Linked DNA regions of Homo sapiens: all the other regions are linked to region 3. The links are chromatin loops, found by intact Hi-C in ENCODE. Cell type or tissue: PC-3. All regions are shown on one strand. Each heading gives the region's core, and the rest is flanking DNA. Links, peaks and the distances in the headings are about the cores only.

Region 1 (5,368 bases), core at 199-5,198, 91 kb before region 3:
TGGATTTAAAATCCTTGTAGGTGGTACAAATTAGTTAGCTTCATTTTATATTGTACATCTGTGGAGTTACCACCTCTTGACTTCAACATTCAAATTTATGTGGAAATCATGCAAATGATGCATCCCTGAATCAACTAGAAGAGCCTCGGGTGTCTTTGTCTGAGGTCTTCACTGCCTCGCATTCCAAGCTCTGTGTTCCCAGCTCCTTCTACTCACTCCTCTGAGAGAAGTTCAGGGCACCCTAGATTGTTCTCCCCACCATGCCGAGTGCTCCATGAGGGTGGGGCTGCTGGAATCAGTTAACTCAGCAAACATGTAGCATGACGCCAAATCCATCTTTTCCTGTTTTCTTAGCATTTAGCTAAGGCTTCCGAGGTGGATAACAAAATTTCAGCTGCCAAGTATCCCACATTCTAAAGCAAGCGGTTAGACCTGTGCTGTCTAGTATTGTAGCCACCAATCACCACGTGCTATTGAGCACTGAAATACAGCTGGTTCAAACTGAGATGCACTGCAGGCATAAAATACACTCTGGATTTTGAAGACTTAGTATGGAAAAAAAGTAAAATATTCATTGATAAATGTTTATATTGATTATACACTGAAATGACAACATCTTAGATATACTGAGATAAAAAAATTATTAAAATTATTTTTACCTTTTTATTCTTTAATGTGGTTACTAGAAAATATGAAGTTACATATGAAGCTCACTGGATTAGACCATTTGTGCAGGATTTGTGCAGGACCATTTGTGCAGGTTAGACCATTTGTGCAGGATTTTGCTAAATGGGAGGGGCCTGGCAATTCTAGAGTCTCTGGGGGCGAATTGCCCAGGATTCTTGTAAGCATGGCGAGCCAGATATGGCTCTCACTGAAAGAGAAGAGTTAGATGGGGGCCACTTGAGAGGGGCTTCACATGAGACCATTGTCTGGGGCGGGGTGAGCTGACTCCTGTGTACATGGTAGATTCCCAGAAACTGGTTACTGAGGGGGTTCTGAAGTGGGCAGCTGGAGGAGGCATTATCCATGCCAGAGGACTGCAAGAGAGAGACCCTCCCACTACAACCCCCCAGGGATGGTGAAAGATCTGTTAGAAAAAAACCTCACCACAATGCCTATAGAAGAAATGCTCCGGATATAGCACCTGCTATGTCCAGACAGCACCAATGACAAATCACAACTCTACCCTCCCTGCCTCTATCCCGCACCCTCCTCCCCCACCTCCATGCCGGAGGGCCAGGTGCACTCAGTGGGTGTGAGAAGAAGTGAAGACCAAGGTGGGGTATGCAGAAGCCCCTGACAACCCCTCTTCCCGTGGTGGGCTGGAACTGGGGGAAGGAAACCTTAAACTGGTGGAATTTAGAGCTTTAAAACTCTGACCAAAAGGCTATGCACTTATTACCCTATGATCCTTCTCAACTAGCAGCCAGATTGAACCCCTTAATATGTGGGTCAAATCAGGTCCCTCTTCTGCTTGGAATCCCCAGTGGCTTTTCTGCCACACAGAGTAAAAGCCACAGTCCTATGATGGCACGGCTCCATGTGAACTGGACCTGCAGACCCCTTCTGCATCTTCTGCTACTGTCCCCTCCACCTCACTCCTGCCACCCAGGTTCCCTGGTGTCCTGGCACATCCCATCCCAGGACATTGTGCCTGCTCTTCCTCCTGCCCGAAATGCCTTGCCTGAGGTGTCTGTGCATCTCCCTTCCTCTCCTCCTAGAGTCTCCTCCCAAACACCACTTTCTCAGCCTGACTAAAATTATAAGCCCGCTCTTGCCAGCTGCCTCCTCCCTACTTAACATGCTCTGCACTGTATTGCTTACTGCCTGTGTATTCCACTAGAATGTAAGCTCTGTGAAGGCAAGAAGTTTGTTTCTGTTGTGTTGCATTTTGCTTCTTGTTTTGTTCATTGTGTGTTGCTGCAACCTGGGACATAGTAGGCATTCAGTAATATTTGTGAAATGGATAAATGACAGTGACCAAACAGCTGTGAAATTTGCCAGAGATTTTCTCCCTGGGAAGAGAAGATGGGCTGAACACAGTTTGATGAAGAGAGACAGTTGTGAGAAAGAACAGGGTTGTTTTATGCTTATACCCGCCAGGTGCTCCCCTTGGAGTCCAAAGCATTGTGGAAGGTGAGTCTCAGCTCCCAGTGCTAAGAAACAGTCCTCCTGTAAAGCAGAGAGCTGGCTATGATCTACATGGAGAAGGGTGCTTTGGGTAGTGATGCTGGGGCTGGATTTTGAAGATGCAAGTAGAAGCCCATCAGGCAGAAAAAGGGGAGTGCACATTTATGCCAAGATTTGAGGTATGCTGAAATGTGGGTGAGGTCTAGAGTATGTGTGAGAGGTGGTGGGCAGGGGGAGGAGAGGATGTGAGGGTCTGATGGAAGAGGTGCTTGAGTTTTACTGCTTTGGGTTTAGGGCCATTTCTGAGCCAAGAGAGCTGGTGGAGGAAGGATAATGGTGGTATCCTGTCTATAGCAGGTGGAGGGGCAGGTTCATTGCTGCTTTTATTGTCCCGGGACCAGCTCTTGGTCATCAGAATGTTTAGAGAGAATAAAAATGATATTTCCAGGCAACTGGGACAGAGTGAGAGTGCTATCCTGGGTGTAGGTTGATAACAGCTCACAGCTGCATCCCTTTCTAGGAATTGCCCTTGGCCAAAAGGAACTGCATTGCCCAAGGGGTCATGGAAACTTAGAAAGAAATGGTTGCCAGAAGGAGGGAGTGATGGGTAGAGAAGGAAATCTGAGAGTTTCCATGGAGTTGGCAACGAAGAGGTCATTGGTGACTTTGGCAGGAGGAGCCTATGAGGAAGGGTGAGGTCTGGCTTGCAGGGGGATGGAGGCCATGTGGGAGGCAATGAGGAGGAGGAGCAAGAGCTGGGTCTTGAAGGAAGGGTGGGAAGTGGGGTATGGGAAGACCTGCCAGACAGAGGGGATAATGTACACGAAGGAACCCAGGCTAAAATAATCCAGTTTGACTTCAGGGTGTGGGGGAAGGTGGGAGGGATGGCTGGAAAGGTGGATGGTGTCCAGGAATGTCTGTCTTAAACGGTAGGCTCTAGAGTTAGAGCAGAATCAACATGTTGTCTTCACACGTCTGAGCTCCACTGGGCTCAGGATACTGCCCTCTAGTGAGCACTGGGCATTTTGTCCCCAGAGCGTGGACCTGACAGGTATTTTGACCATGGTCTCTTGGGCTTGGTGTTTATGAATGCAGACATAGTGGGTTTTCTGAGGTGAGCCTCATTAAACTAGTTTAATTCCTTCATCAGTTTTCTATCCTGTCTAGTAAACTTATTTGTAATACTAATTTTACTAAAATTATTTCAAAGAATTTAATTCTGTTTTGTGTAAACTATACAGGGAGGATTGAATACATCTATCAAACTATCCATTATAACTTCTGCCATTGTGAATTTTTGTGTGGCCATTGTTTCTTTCAAATCCAATTTACGTGGACAAATATTTGCAGATCTAAATTTTATTAGGACATTTTGATCTTTTTATATATATATATCTTTTAGCTCTAACAAAGTGTGCAGTGTGGAATTTTAATCATTGTCAGTTCTATTTCATAGCAATTATACCTTCTAATAAACTTCATTATGACTAGGATAAAAATTGATAGTTTGTATTTATTTTCTTCACTAACTTATTACAAAATGAAGACTAGGCTCCCTGAGGTGGTTCCGGTTTGCTCTCTTGTCTAGAGTTGGATGATTGAATTGTAAGTCAAATTCTCTTGTCTGACTCTGATTACTTTGTATGCTGTGTATAAGTTGTCTCCACTGTTGGCGGAACATGGGGCTGGGATATCCTCAGGGCACGAATGGTACAGCAGAGCTTCCTGCCTGGGTTCCCCACTATTAGTCATTATGCTAACACTCACAGCCATTTTCTTATTGCAATCTCCTTTTTTATCCTATTTTATAGAGGCTGAAACTGCAGCTTAGAGAAGTTAAGGGGCATAACTGGGACTTGAACCTAGGCTTATCTGCATTTAAAGTCCATAGTTTAAACACTGGGCTGCACTATGGTTCACTGTATTGGTGTGCCCAGACAGCCACTCACTACCTGATGCTATGCAGGAATGGGGAGAGTTGGTTATGGTCACAGAATGTCTGGGCCAGACCTTCCCTGCCACTACACACACACACACACACACACACACACACACACACACACACACAGAACAAATGTGGACCCACAAAGGCCCAGGGGAGAGAAGGGATAAGTCCAGGCAGGGTCAAATAGTTATTGAGTGGTACAGCTGGCTGGAACCATGTGTCCAGTCCCCTGGCCAGCCCCTAGTGAGAGTTACCACCTGGCTTAGCTCAGTTTCCCATATAAGTGTCTGTGAATCTTCTCCAGCTCATCGAGTGGCCAATTTGATGGGGGAACCAGGCAATGTGAGCCACCTGAGATTAGGGACTCCTGGGTCCCACCCTCCCTTATTTCAGAGGAGTTGGGAGAACAAGCATCAGTGATGAGGGCTGTTAAGTCACTGAGTAGAAGTAACCATGCCTGCCAGTGGACACATGCCCATCTGGGGCTTTTGTGACTCTCAGCAGGGTCCAATTTTCATTTTCTGGTTATAAGGAGCCAAAAGAACCCTCCAGATCTCATTTCCCTGTTTGCAAGATGCAGAGCAGGGAGCAGAGGAGAAGGCTGCCCCTTCAGTTTGTGGGCCTGGGAGCAAGTCTGGTTTGCCTTTATTGTGAATAATGCATACAGGTAACTTTGGTCTTGACCACAAAAAGACTTTTTCTTTTTGTTGTTATAACATATTTACATTTTCTGATTATATAAGGGTAGCTGGTTCATTGTGGTGTAGTTTTCTTTTAAAGGGGTTATTTCATAACAACCATTATACTTAGAATCAAAATAGTATGAGAATCACAAAGAGGTCTTGTTTTTTCTTTTCTTTCTTGAAAATCCACATTCACATGAAGAAAGAAAGTGTGGGGCTCAGAGCGCAAGAAAATAACTGCAACTTGACCTCATTAGAAGGGGAGAGAGCTGGTCGACCAGTAACAGGCTGTGGTAGCTTTTCTCTGTGTGAGATTCTGGGGTGTCTGTGCTGGCAGCACTGACCCTTGACCCCCCTGCCCCCTATGACCCCTGCACAGTGACAAATGATCACTGTTATATAGGCAGTGGAAGAGGACTTTCAGAATTCCACATCTCAGTTATTTTCCACGAATGCTAGGAAAGGAAGCCCTTTAATTTAATTTAATTTAATTTAATTTTATTTTATTTTATTTGAGACAGAGCCTCGCTCTGTCGCCTAGGCTGGAGTACAGTGGCGCAATCTTAGATCACTGCAACCTCTGCCTCCCGGGTTCAAGTGATTCTCA
Region 2 (5,368 bases), core at 199-5,198, 53 kb before region 3:
TCTTTGTGGATACGTGTGAAGCCAGTTCTCCCATAATGAAGCTTGAATATGGATATTCATGAGGTTATTTCAAAGTTCATAAAGAAAGTGAAGTGGCAACTCTAGGAAGAAAAATAGCTTTAGAGTCAGAAGACTTGACTCCAATCTTATCCTGTATTTCCAAAGCTCATGAATACTGCCATCTTCAATTTAAATGTAATATAGGACATGGGAGCTTTATAAAAATAACTGAAAATTGGCATACTACTTTTCTTTTTCAGAGTATTAAGATATAGTATTAATGCCTATATTTATAAATAAGGAACTATTTCATTGCTAATATAATCAAATGGACTTTTTTTTTTTTTTTTTTTTTTAGATGGAGTTTTGCTCCTGTTGCCCAGGCTGGAGTGCAATGGCGTGATCTTGGCTCACCGCAGCCTCTGTCTCCCGGGTTCAAGCAATTCTCCTGCCTCAGCCTCTTGAGTAGCTGGGATTACAGGCATGTGCCACTACGCCTGGCTAATTTTTTTTGTATTTTTAGTAGAGATGGGGTTTCCCCATGGTGGTTAGTCTGGTTTCGAACTCCCGACCTCAGGTGATCCACCTGCCTTGGCCTCCCAAAGTGCTGGGATTGCAGGTGTGAGCCATCGCGCCTGGCCTCAAATGGACTTTTATAATGTATTATTATTGGCCATAGCAGACTGTAGACCCCTTAAAGATTTATTTTTCTATATATTTAATATTCTGTGTACAGTTCAAGTAAGAACTCATTTAAATAATTTTAAGGGATCCTTTACAGAATCACTGAAACTTTTTACTTCAAATGTGTGTACTAAGCATGTAATTTAGCAGCTTTTTCTTAAGTCCAACTCTTAGCAGTGTCAGATTGGATTTGTAAGTAAGAATAATTACTACTCTGACTTGTAAATGTAGCCAAAGCATAAGAGATATTCAAAAACAGAAGATTACTTTCACTATATGTATAAAACCAAAAATTCAAAAGTGAAGCAGTCATCCAGGTTTTCCCCCCAAAATATTTTTATATCTATCATAAAGTTAAATGACTTATTTTGGATTACATTTTATTTATATATTTTGAACTAATATAGCTTGTAGAATATATGTTGCTTATTCTTTACATTTAGCAATTAAAAAGAACTAAAACTGAACAGCAAATAGCTTATTGGTATGTACATGGTTTCAATGGCAGTAATACATTTACTTGAATAGGAGGTAATAATCAAGTCACAAGAGTAAATGCTTGCTAATTATGTGAAAATCTGTGGCCGTTAGGGCTGTCACATAGAAATCCAAAATCACTCAGAGGCCAAATCTGTAAAATCAAAATGTGGTTGAAGACAATTAATAAAAATGATGTTATGACATCATCATATTTCCCTTTCTCTATTTCCTTTTTCCCTCTTCTCCCTGTCAGGTAATTAAATGCTTTCTTTGTCAATCAAGAATAAAATTTTCTACGTCAAAATAAGACATTAGAAAATAAACTTGCATGAGTATATGTATTTAAACTCTAAAGTTTGGAACATTCAGACATTATACAATAAATTACATGTGTGTAGTGTGTGAAGACCTATGCATGAGTAAAAATAAAGCCACAAGGAGAGACCACTACATACTCTTTAGAGTAGCTACAATGAAAAGAATACTGGCTAAGCGCAGTGTCTCATGCCTGTAATCCCAGCATTTTGGGAGGCCGAGGCAGGCGGATCACGAGATCAGGAGTTTGAGACCACCCTGGCCAACATAGTGAAACCTTGTCTCTACTAAAAATGTCAAAAATTGGCTGGGCATGGTGGCACACACCACTCGGGAGGCTGAGGCAAGAGAATCGCTTGAACCCGGGAGGCGGAGGTTGTAGTGAGCCAAGATTGTGCCACTGCACTCCAGCCTGGGTGACAGAGTGAGACTCCATCTCAAAAAAAAAAACCAAAAACCAAAAAACAAACAAACAAACAAACTAAATATTGGAGAGGATATGGAGCAACTGGAATTCTCATACCTTGTTGGTGAGAATGTACAATGATATGTCCACTTTGTAAAACAGTTGGGCAGTTTCTTATAAAGTTAAAAATACACATCAATTTCACTTCTAGGTATTTACCCAAGTGAAATGAACACATGTTTACCCTAAAAGGTATGCATGAAAGTTCATAGCAGCTTTATTCATAGTTAAAAACTGGCAACAATCCTAATGTCCATGCACAGATAAATGAATAGACAGTATGGTGTATCTGCATGATGCAGTACTACTCAGCAATAAAAAGGAATGAACTACTGATAGATGTAATGACATGGACGACACTTAAAAACATTATGCTGAATGAAAGAAGCTAGACATAAAAGAATAGGCACTGTAATGTTTTATTTATCTGAACCTCTGGGAAAGACAAATCTAATCTATGGCCACAGAAAGCAGATTATTGTTTGCCCTGGGGTTGGTGGGATTGACTGGGATGGGGCACTAAGGAACGTTTGGCTGTGATGGAGACTTTCTATATTTTGATTGCAGTTGCTGGTTACTCGAGAGTGGAAATTTATCAAAATGCATCAACATTATGCTTAAAATATGTGCATTTTACTCCATGTAAATTACACCCAAATAAAGAACTTCTAAAAAACAAAATAGTACCAATCAAATTTAAAACAATCAGCATATTTCTGCCATCCTAATGAAATACTAGTATTGTCCTGGAGAAAACAAATGTTGTTCTCACAGGCCTCTTTTGAAGTTCTAAAATTAGGACCCTATAAGGAGTATAAGGGCTCTTTTTATTGCTGCATAGTATTCCATCATATGGATATACCAGTTTGCTTATCCACTCAACTGTTGGAATTTTAACTGTTCAAACTAGTTAAAAGTCAGAAATAGTCAATTCCTATTTGGATTGCTTCTAACGTTTAACTAGTTTGAATAGTTGTCTGTGATGATAAACCCCCAGATTTTTGCTCTGTGATGGGAGTCAGAAGAAACTATTTACAGGCCAGAGAGGTGCAGCCTGATGGGTCATTCTGGCTCAGGACAGACTCCTGATTTTTAGGAACCAGATAAGGGATTTGCCAAAAGTCCAACTGGCCATTGGCCAAGGGACAAATACTTGGACTGAATGAAATACTGGGTTGGAGGCTATTATTCCAATTCAGTAATTTAAGAAATGTTGTGTCTAAAGTTTCCCTTTTCTAAAAATGGAATTTGTTTCTGTGATTCATAAAAGCTAATATTTGGGAATGATTTCCATTTAACTATAAGAGACTATTGTTTTGCTCACTCCTGTGTTCCCGATGCCTAATGTACCTGGCACACAGTGGGCTCTTAAATATTTTTTGAATGATTGTATAAATTTATGACGTCAGAATTCAAGTAATGAATATGGTTTTTCCAATGTATTAGTCAAGATAAAATAAGTTATACCACAGTGACAAGCACCCTCCAAATCTCCATGTGATTAAATGACAAAAGTTAATATCTTTTACACAGAAGTAGTTCCGTGGTCCTGCCTGACTGCAGGGAAGCTTAAAACACAGTTTAACATGTTCCCAGTTAAGGAGGGGTATGAAATGAAATTTGGCAAACACATAGCATTATTTCTGCCATGTTAAGTCTTGAACAGGTTAAGTTTATATAAGAATATATATATATATATTCTTATATAAACTTATATAAACTGATGAGGCACATCTCTGCTGATGGCCTGTGGTTTTGAGAAAATAAGCCTGCATGAATGAACACTACTCTTCCTGATGGTCTACATCAGATTCTAAGCTCACTTGTCCTTCTGTACTTTTGCTTGTGCAGTTTCTTCCATCTGGAATACCTTCCATTTTCTTGCTGGATGAGCTAAAAATTGGATCCATTCTTAGACACTCAGTCAAGTGTTACTTCTTCCAACGATTCTTCCATGGTACATGGCCTGATTAACTGCACTTACATTTGGACATTTTAACAGCATTTGAACCAGTACTTGCTTATCGATGACCACATGATTTCTAGCAGTGCTGCACATCTAAGAATTCTTTCTTGAACTCTTAAGGAGCCGGCATGGTGCTTTCTTCTGCTCCTTCACTCAGCCGAGGACTAAGCACAATGAGGATACTCAATAAATGTGTGTTTTCAATAAGCATTGGTTGAACAAGCCAGGGCCTGGGAAGTACCCACTCTGTGGAGCTGAGTGGGGAAAGCAAAGCAGCCCAGGTTTAGCAGGTGTGGGCTGCATGAGAGTCTCCTTCCTATTCTTCGCAGTGTTTGGGATTTCGCAAGGCATTCCACGATGTGAAGTAGGGTGTGCATTTACTTACCTATTACACAGCTCCCAGTCCTCATTGAGCAAAATCAAACAGGGGAGTCCTGAAAAATAAAGAGTCCTGTGGGCTGTGGCTGCTTGTCCTTTGAGAAGTTTAAGAGCTCTGGCCCAGGTCCCTTCATTACCAGCCTAAGTAAAGTTAATCTGCCCTCTTTCCCCTAAGTCTATGCTGAAGCATAATGAACAAAAGGCTTAATCACTATGGTATCAAGATATGCCTTTCTGTCTGTGCAAATGTTCTTGGGTTTGTAATGTGAACATGATGCACTCATTTGGAGCCATTGTTCTCTCTAAATGAGAAAATGCAAATGAAGCACTCAGGGTACCATGCCATAACTCACTGCATAAAATTCTTGACATCAACATGAAGCTACTTAGCATAATTTTCCTGTTAATAAACTGCCAATTTAGTCATTTAGGTTTCAGCTTCTAAAGACTGCAACAGCATCAAGCTGGATATTTTTTCTCCCTGTATATGTGTGAGTTTATTATTTTGATGTTTATATTAAAACATAGGAAATTGGAGTTTATGCAATTATTTGGAGATCTTCTATCCTAATTTGTTTGCTTTCATAATTTAGGGAATCTGCTCATTTGAAAGACAACACAAGTTTTCAGAGCATTTTCTTCAGTTCAGGACAAAATTTTCATATTTAAATGACTGAGGAATATTTTGAAGATTTGACTGAGTAATGTCTATGCCGAAGGTGGCTGAACCAGGAAGCCAAGACTGCCCTGATCCCATGGAGAGATCCTGAAGAGATGAGGAAACTCAAGGGCGTAAGGGATGTCTGGGGGACCCAGCTGGTGCATAAGTCTCATTTCTGGAGCTCACTGTCTTCCTGGCTGAGATCCAGCCACACCAGCCTCCTTGCCGGTTATTAGCCTCTTCATTCAAGGAATATCCATTGTTGCCCACTGTGTGTCAATCATGAAATGACGCTGGGGTAACACATATCCCAGTGGAGGAGACAGGCATGACTTAATTAATCACAGGACCACACTTCCACGCAGAGCAGGGGAGGCATATGGTGTTCTGGGAGAGTAAAGGATCTGACTCAGTTCCT
Region 3 (5,368 bases), core at 249-5,248:
CAGGGGTGGAAATAGAAATTTGGGGATCATCATCATTTTGATGGTGTTTATAGCCAGGAGACTAGACTAAAATATAATTCAGATACCAGGGAAATAATGATCCTTTAAAAATACAACTGTGGCAATGTTTTCAGAAAGTAAAAGACAACACTTAAGAAACCTTTTTCAACATGGGAACAACCTTCTTAATTTCTATTCAGTTTCATTGTCCAATTAAATATTTTGATTCTGAATAAGAGAGAAAAAAGTTTTAACTGTCAGGAAAGGGAAGTTAACATGGAATTGCTTTTTCAGAGTGGAGAACACCTCAGAAACTATATCGCACGAGCAGGTTCTTGTGTGCATTCATGAAAGAGGAAAACGGTGTTAAAGCCACCAGGGTTCTGGAAACAGACTTTTTTTTTTTTTTTAAACAGAGAACAGTTGAGAAAAAGCTTTAACGTTTTAAATATCCTTTAACCATGGATATTTATTTCTGTGAACTGATTTACATATAATTAGAATACCTGCAGTTTCTAAGGGCAAAATATGTCCTTATTCCAAACTACAGAAATACAACGTTGGAGGCTTTTCAGGGAATAGGGAACAATAAAATGGGAGAAAAGTATCAGAATTCAATTTCTTTTATAATTCACCAATATTTTCAAGGCTTCCAAATAGATTTTTTTAAAGTAACTATGGGGTGGTAGTTCCATATTTGCCATCAATTTTCTAATTAAAACAGGATTTGGAAAAGAAAAAAAGTGCTTCGCTCACTGAAATGATTCTTTACATTGAAGATATTATAACATGAGTTCCATAGTAGTATAATATAATATCTGAGCAGCTTGGCAGGTTCGTGTGCAGATGAGATTCTGCTGGGTCTTAGCAGCTATTCCTTTGGTGATTATCCTTTTTTTTTTTTTAAATTGGCAAGTGATAGGATATGTGGACACTGCCACTCTTGACTTTCCTGAAGGGGACTTTAATCGGGGTTAAGCCAGTGAGGTCAGGGCCTAGGGACAGTACTGCAGCTGAGCTGCCAATCCCCAGTGGCCCAGGTATGTGATGCTCCGGACTCTGCAGTGGCCCAGCTTGCAGGCTTCAAACAGAGGTGCTCCCCAGGACCAGCCTTTGAGCAAGGGCTGCGTAGAGACAGGCCTGGGCTCTCTTGCTCCGCATTTTTTCTGATGGTTAGGTGCTTTCAGATTTAGAATACAGAGGAGGGGGAAGAGACCCTCAGCCCCCTCTGTTATGTACCCCTATGTCAGCCAGATGTTCCCAGGTTCAGCACATTTAACCCTTGCCTTTGCTTCTAGAATAGGCTTTCTGGGATGTGCAGCCTCCTTCTTCTCCAGGCACAGAAGTGAAGGCTGCTTTCTCAGTCCAGCATACACACCTGAACAAACCTTGATGCCAGTAGCCACCAGGGTGACAGGTCAAGGCAATATCTGGGTGCTGAGAAAGTTATTCTTAGGGGCAAGCACCGTGGCAGAGGCATGTCGGGCTTAGAATATCTGGGTGCTCCCTTACTTCTGTGTTACTCTTGCAGTTAGGATCTGGCCAGTAGGCTGTGAGGAAAAGCAATGGGTGTTAACATCCAGGCCCAGGCATTTAAAACTCCGTAGAGTTATTTATCCTCCTTCTTGTTCTTTCTATAACAAGATGGAAGAGGACCGAATTGATTCCTGGTCACCATGGAACATGGCCTGACCAAATCTCATTGAAACCTGATGAGAATAAGAAATAAGCTTGTGCTGGGTCAAGCCACTGAGGTTTAGGAATTTAGGTGTTACTGCAGCATGGCAGAGTCTATCCTAAATACTGCAATTCTTTTTTCAAAGTCCCACTCATACTTTTGGGGGTCTTAGTCGTTGGTGTGGTTTGGGCCCAAGAAGGCATATGCTTCAGAGAAGGAGCCTCATACTGCTTCATTTGGGGCCATTATAACCCTATGCTCATGGACAATTTTCTGAGCAGTGGCCACCAAATGCGTGTTGGAGTCAACTTCTTAGCTCCGGCTGGGTAGGTGCATGGAAATGCTGATATGGTTCTATTTTTCATAATTTGCATGAAATTAAATTGATTTCATATCCTAATCAAGGAGACATGATCTTCAATAGAAAGAACCACATTCCACATAAAATCATGTATACTGAGTCATTTTTCATCTATGTTTGAAGTGATTCATGATGCTCTAAGCTAGTAAAACAACTTGCTGAAATAAAATGATCCATCTAAGCAAATAAAACCCCTGACAGAGTTACTGTATGGCATTTTCTAGGGAGCTATAACTATGATAGCTAGTTCATTGAGAACTAAGTAGAAAACCCAAACACTGACAAAGCTGCAAAGGACAGATGAATCATCATTGGAGAGTCTGGGCCAGGAAGCACAGTGGGGTCATAAAATATATGGACTTGCAGGGTGAGAGGATGCTGAGTGGGCAGCCAGGCTGGCTTCTTGCCTCAGGCATGCCAGAGCTATCATTCATTTGGAGTCAGGTGTTTACAGAGCTTTGCTTCTGACTCACCTCGTGCCAGCCTCCCTTGGGGAAGATGAGCAGTAAAAGCGATGTTCCTCTCATCAAGAGGCCTATAGATCTTCTGTGGTGGGGTGAGATTCGTTTTGGGACACTATAAACCACTGAAGAGTTAATGTGCCTAGGAAATTCTACTGGAATTTTTTTTAAAAAAAAAAGAATCAGCAGGCTATGCTGCGCCATGTTTCCAGATCAGGGTCTGCCGCCCACAGCATCCTCACTGTTGGTGTCATCCTCTTAGAGTAGAATGGGTCCCTTGAATGGGTCCCCTGATTGCCTCCTTGACACGTGATCATTTGATCTGTGTTCGAATATTTCCAGTGTCTGGAAACCTATTACCTGTCAAAGAAGGCCTACTGGATAATTCTTTGTGTTGAGTTGAAACCTGCTTTCATGTAGCTGCGGCCTGCAGATAATCAGCGTGCCCCCACACTCATACAGTACAAGCCCACTTGGTCTCCCATTCAACAGCTCTTTGGACATTTGCTCATAGCATTCAGGGTACATCCCCCCACCCATATACACAGGGCTCCCCACACTGGCTCTCCAGGCTGAGTCTCTCACAGAAGCACTGGAAGATTCCCTAGAGAGGCTTCCAGACCCCTCACCTCCCGGATGGCCTCCCTGGCTTGTTCAAGTTGTCAAAGGCCCTGGTCTGAGGACCCCGCAGCTTACATTTCCCCTGGCTGCCATGTTGCCTCAAGGCACAGCACCAGCCCAGAGCCCATGGGGGAGCACTTCTGGCTTGAAAAGCCTCCTTGCTCAAACTTCTCTATCCTACAGTGAAGTCACTGGAAAGATCCCCTTTTGAATCTCACTCCTACATCATTCAACTCTAGCAGAAAGGCATGTCATGACAATGAGACCACGTGTGCAGCAATTGAACGCCCCTTTCCTCATGCTGTCAGTAATGTAGATGAGGCACGTGAAGAGGCACGTGTTAGCACTTCTATTCTCAAACAAAAACACTCATCAGTTAACCAATGGCTGTTCTCTTGGTCCCATGAAAAGTTATTGGTGAAGAAAGGCTCATTGATATCTTTTTTAAAAATTTATTTTAAAATAACCAAAAGCTCACAAAAAATTGCAAGAACAGGATGTAGAGTTAGTTCCCTTCATGAAACCTCCCCCAGTGGCAGTATCTTACACAACTATAATACCTTGTCTAAACCAGTGTCTAAACTGTGCGTGGGACAGTACTTCAACTCAGTGAAAGACCTTATTTGGATTTCACCAGTTTTGATATGTATTCGTGTGTGTGTGTGTAGTTCTATGATACTTTACTACATGTGTAGATTCAAGTAACCATCACCGCAATTACAGACTGTTCAGTCACCAAAGAAATGGTCTCACATTACCCCTAATAATCAAATCTTTTCCCAACTCTAATCCCTGGCAACCACTGATCTGTTCTTTACTACTATAATTTTGTCACTTTGAGGATGCTAGAGTGTTGGAATTGTACAATATGTAAGCTTTTGAGACTGCCTTTTTTTTTAACTCAGGGTAATGCTCATGGGAATCTTTTGCATATGTGTACTCTTGATCTTAAATTATTGGATGGCGTTAAATTTTAGACTTGAGCAATGTGACAAAGCCTCTCCAAGGCACATGGTTAAATGAGTAAACCTTTGGCTTAGGATGGAAGAGTGACTCACAGCCCCACAGCCAGTACCTGAAGAGGTGGCAGCCTGAGCCACGTTGAGCCAGGTGACCCTACAGGAGCGTTCACAGTAAGCACAGCCCTGGGGAGCTCCCAGGGGCTCTGGAACTGTGAATGGGACACACCTGACTCTCTGCCGTCCTCTTCTAATGATTCTGTGATTTCAAACACTAAAGTTTTTCATGGCCTGAAGATTTCAGTGTTTCCAAAAGGCAGGAATAAAAATCAAGGGTAATTAAACTTGTCAAACCATAGATTTTTTTTAGGAAAACATTTTGGCAGGGACAACAGGCTGTCACGTTCCCTCCTCCCTCCACGGTGTATGCCTTCATAGGGGGTCTGTATGCTAGGGTTGTCTGATCTGGAGAAAAGCTGTACAAATTCCAATTGCATTCCAACTTTGGTAAACTCAGAAGTGATTAGCTACAGAGTGAAAATATCCACTGTAATTTGGCAAATATTAATGGCACTGCAGAGCATTTCAACTGTAAATGGAAAAGTAAAATATGTAAAAATTGAGGATTAGATAGAAAAGAAAGCTGCTCATGTTTTAGGAATGGAAATGATTATTTAGTGAGCTTATCTATTTATAGCATTGCCACTATATAGGGAGTTTGGATTTTTTTAAAGCCTTTTTAGAAATCTGGAAAGTTTAATGAAATATAAATTTTCTAAAACAATCCTCAAGAAGTAAAAATGTACTGGCTATAGTTCAGCTAGTTTATTGTAAAGTTTAAGCAAAGTAAAACTCAAACTTGATTCTATTTTTAAATATAATCAAGCATATATGTATGGTTGGATTCTGGTAATAAAATTGTTTTTTAATTGAATGCCTACTTTGTGCATATGCTTCTCTGATAGGAATCCAACAAATATCTGTTGAATACACGATGAGTGACTAAATAAATGAATAAGGACAAGTTAATAAAAATGTGACCAGATGCCTTAGATTCTTAAATTAAACCAATTAAGGACAACACAGAAGTTTGTAAAGAATCTGTTGTAATGCCCTCACTTAATTACAGAGTTATCTTTATAAACAAGAGCTTTGTTTATTGTTTAAACCAATTCTAAGAAATGATTATGAGATACTGTAGATTGGGTATTATACATCCATTGGAAACCACTTTTCATACTTTTCCATGCTTTGATTAACAACAGGCAGCCTCTATTCAAAATACCTT

Evidence for each region. A loop is a pair of places that touch in the nucleus more often than their neighbours do. Peaks named below come from ENCODE experiments on the same cell type or tissue, not always from the same donor. Only the 100,000 strongest peaks of a DNase experiment are listed, where the experiment ranks them.
Region 1: a loop joins it to region 3, with 3 times the contacts of the local background. A loop is called at or near these places in 1 of 110 quality-filtered maps.
Region 2: a loop joins it to region 3, with 9 times the contacts of the local background. A loop is called at or near these places in 1 of 110 quality-filtered maps.

The regions. Positions count from the first base shown.
Region 1 is chr5:133,752,517-133,757,884 of GRCh38, reverse strand. It overlaps a transcript of FSTL4 not described here. Among named protein-coding and RNA genes, the nearest start is that of FSTL4, 140 kb to the right of the region's middle. In PC-3, for the core only: CTCF peaks have their summits at 2,955 and 3,155 (motif pointing left); a DNase peak (open chromatin) is centred at 3,824; H3K27ac peaks cover 1,296 bases.
Region 2 is chr5:133,714,661-133,720,028 of GRCh38, reverse strand. It overlaps a transcript of FSTL4 not described here. Among named protein-coding and RNA genes, the nearest start is that of FSTL4, 100 kb to the right of the region's middle. In PC-3, for the core only: no CTCF peak of the experiment used is centred there; a DNase peak (open chromatin) is centred at 3,308; H3K27ac peaks cover 2,986 bases.
Region 3 is chr5:133,661,622-133,666,989 of GRCh38, reverse strand. It overlaps a transcript of FSTL4 not described here. Among named protein-coding and RNA genes, the nearest start is that of FSTL4, 52 kb to the right of the region's middle. In PC-3, for the core only: no CTCF peak of the experiment used is centred there; DNase peaks (open chromatin) are centred at 2,369 and 4,169; H3K27ac peaks cover 3,895 bases.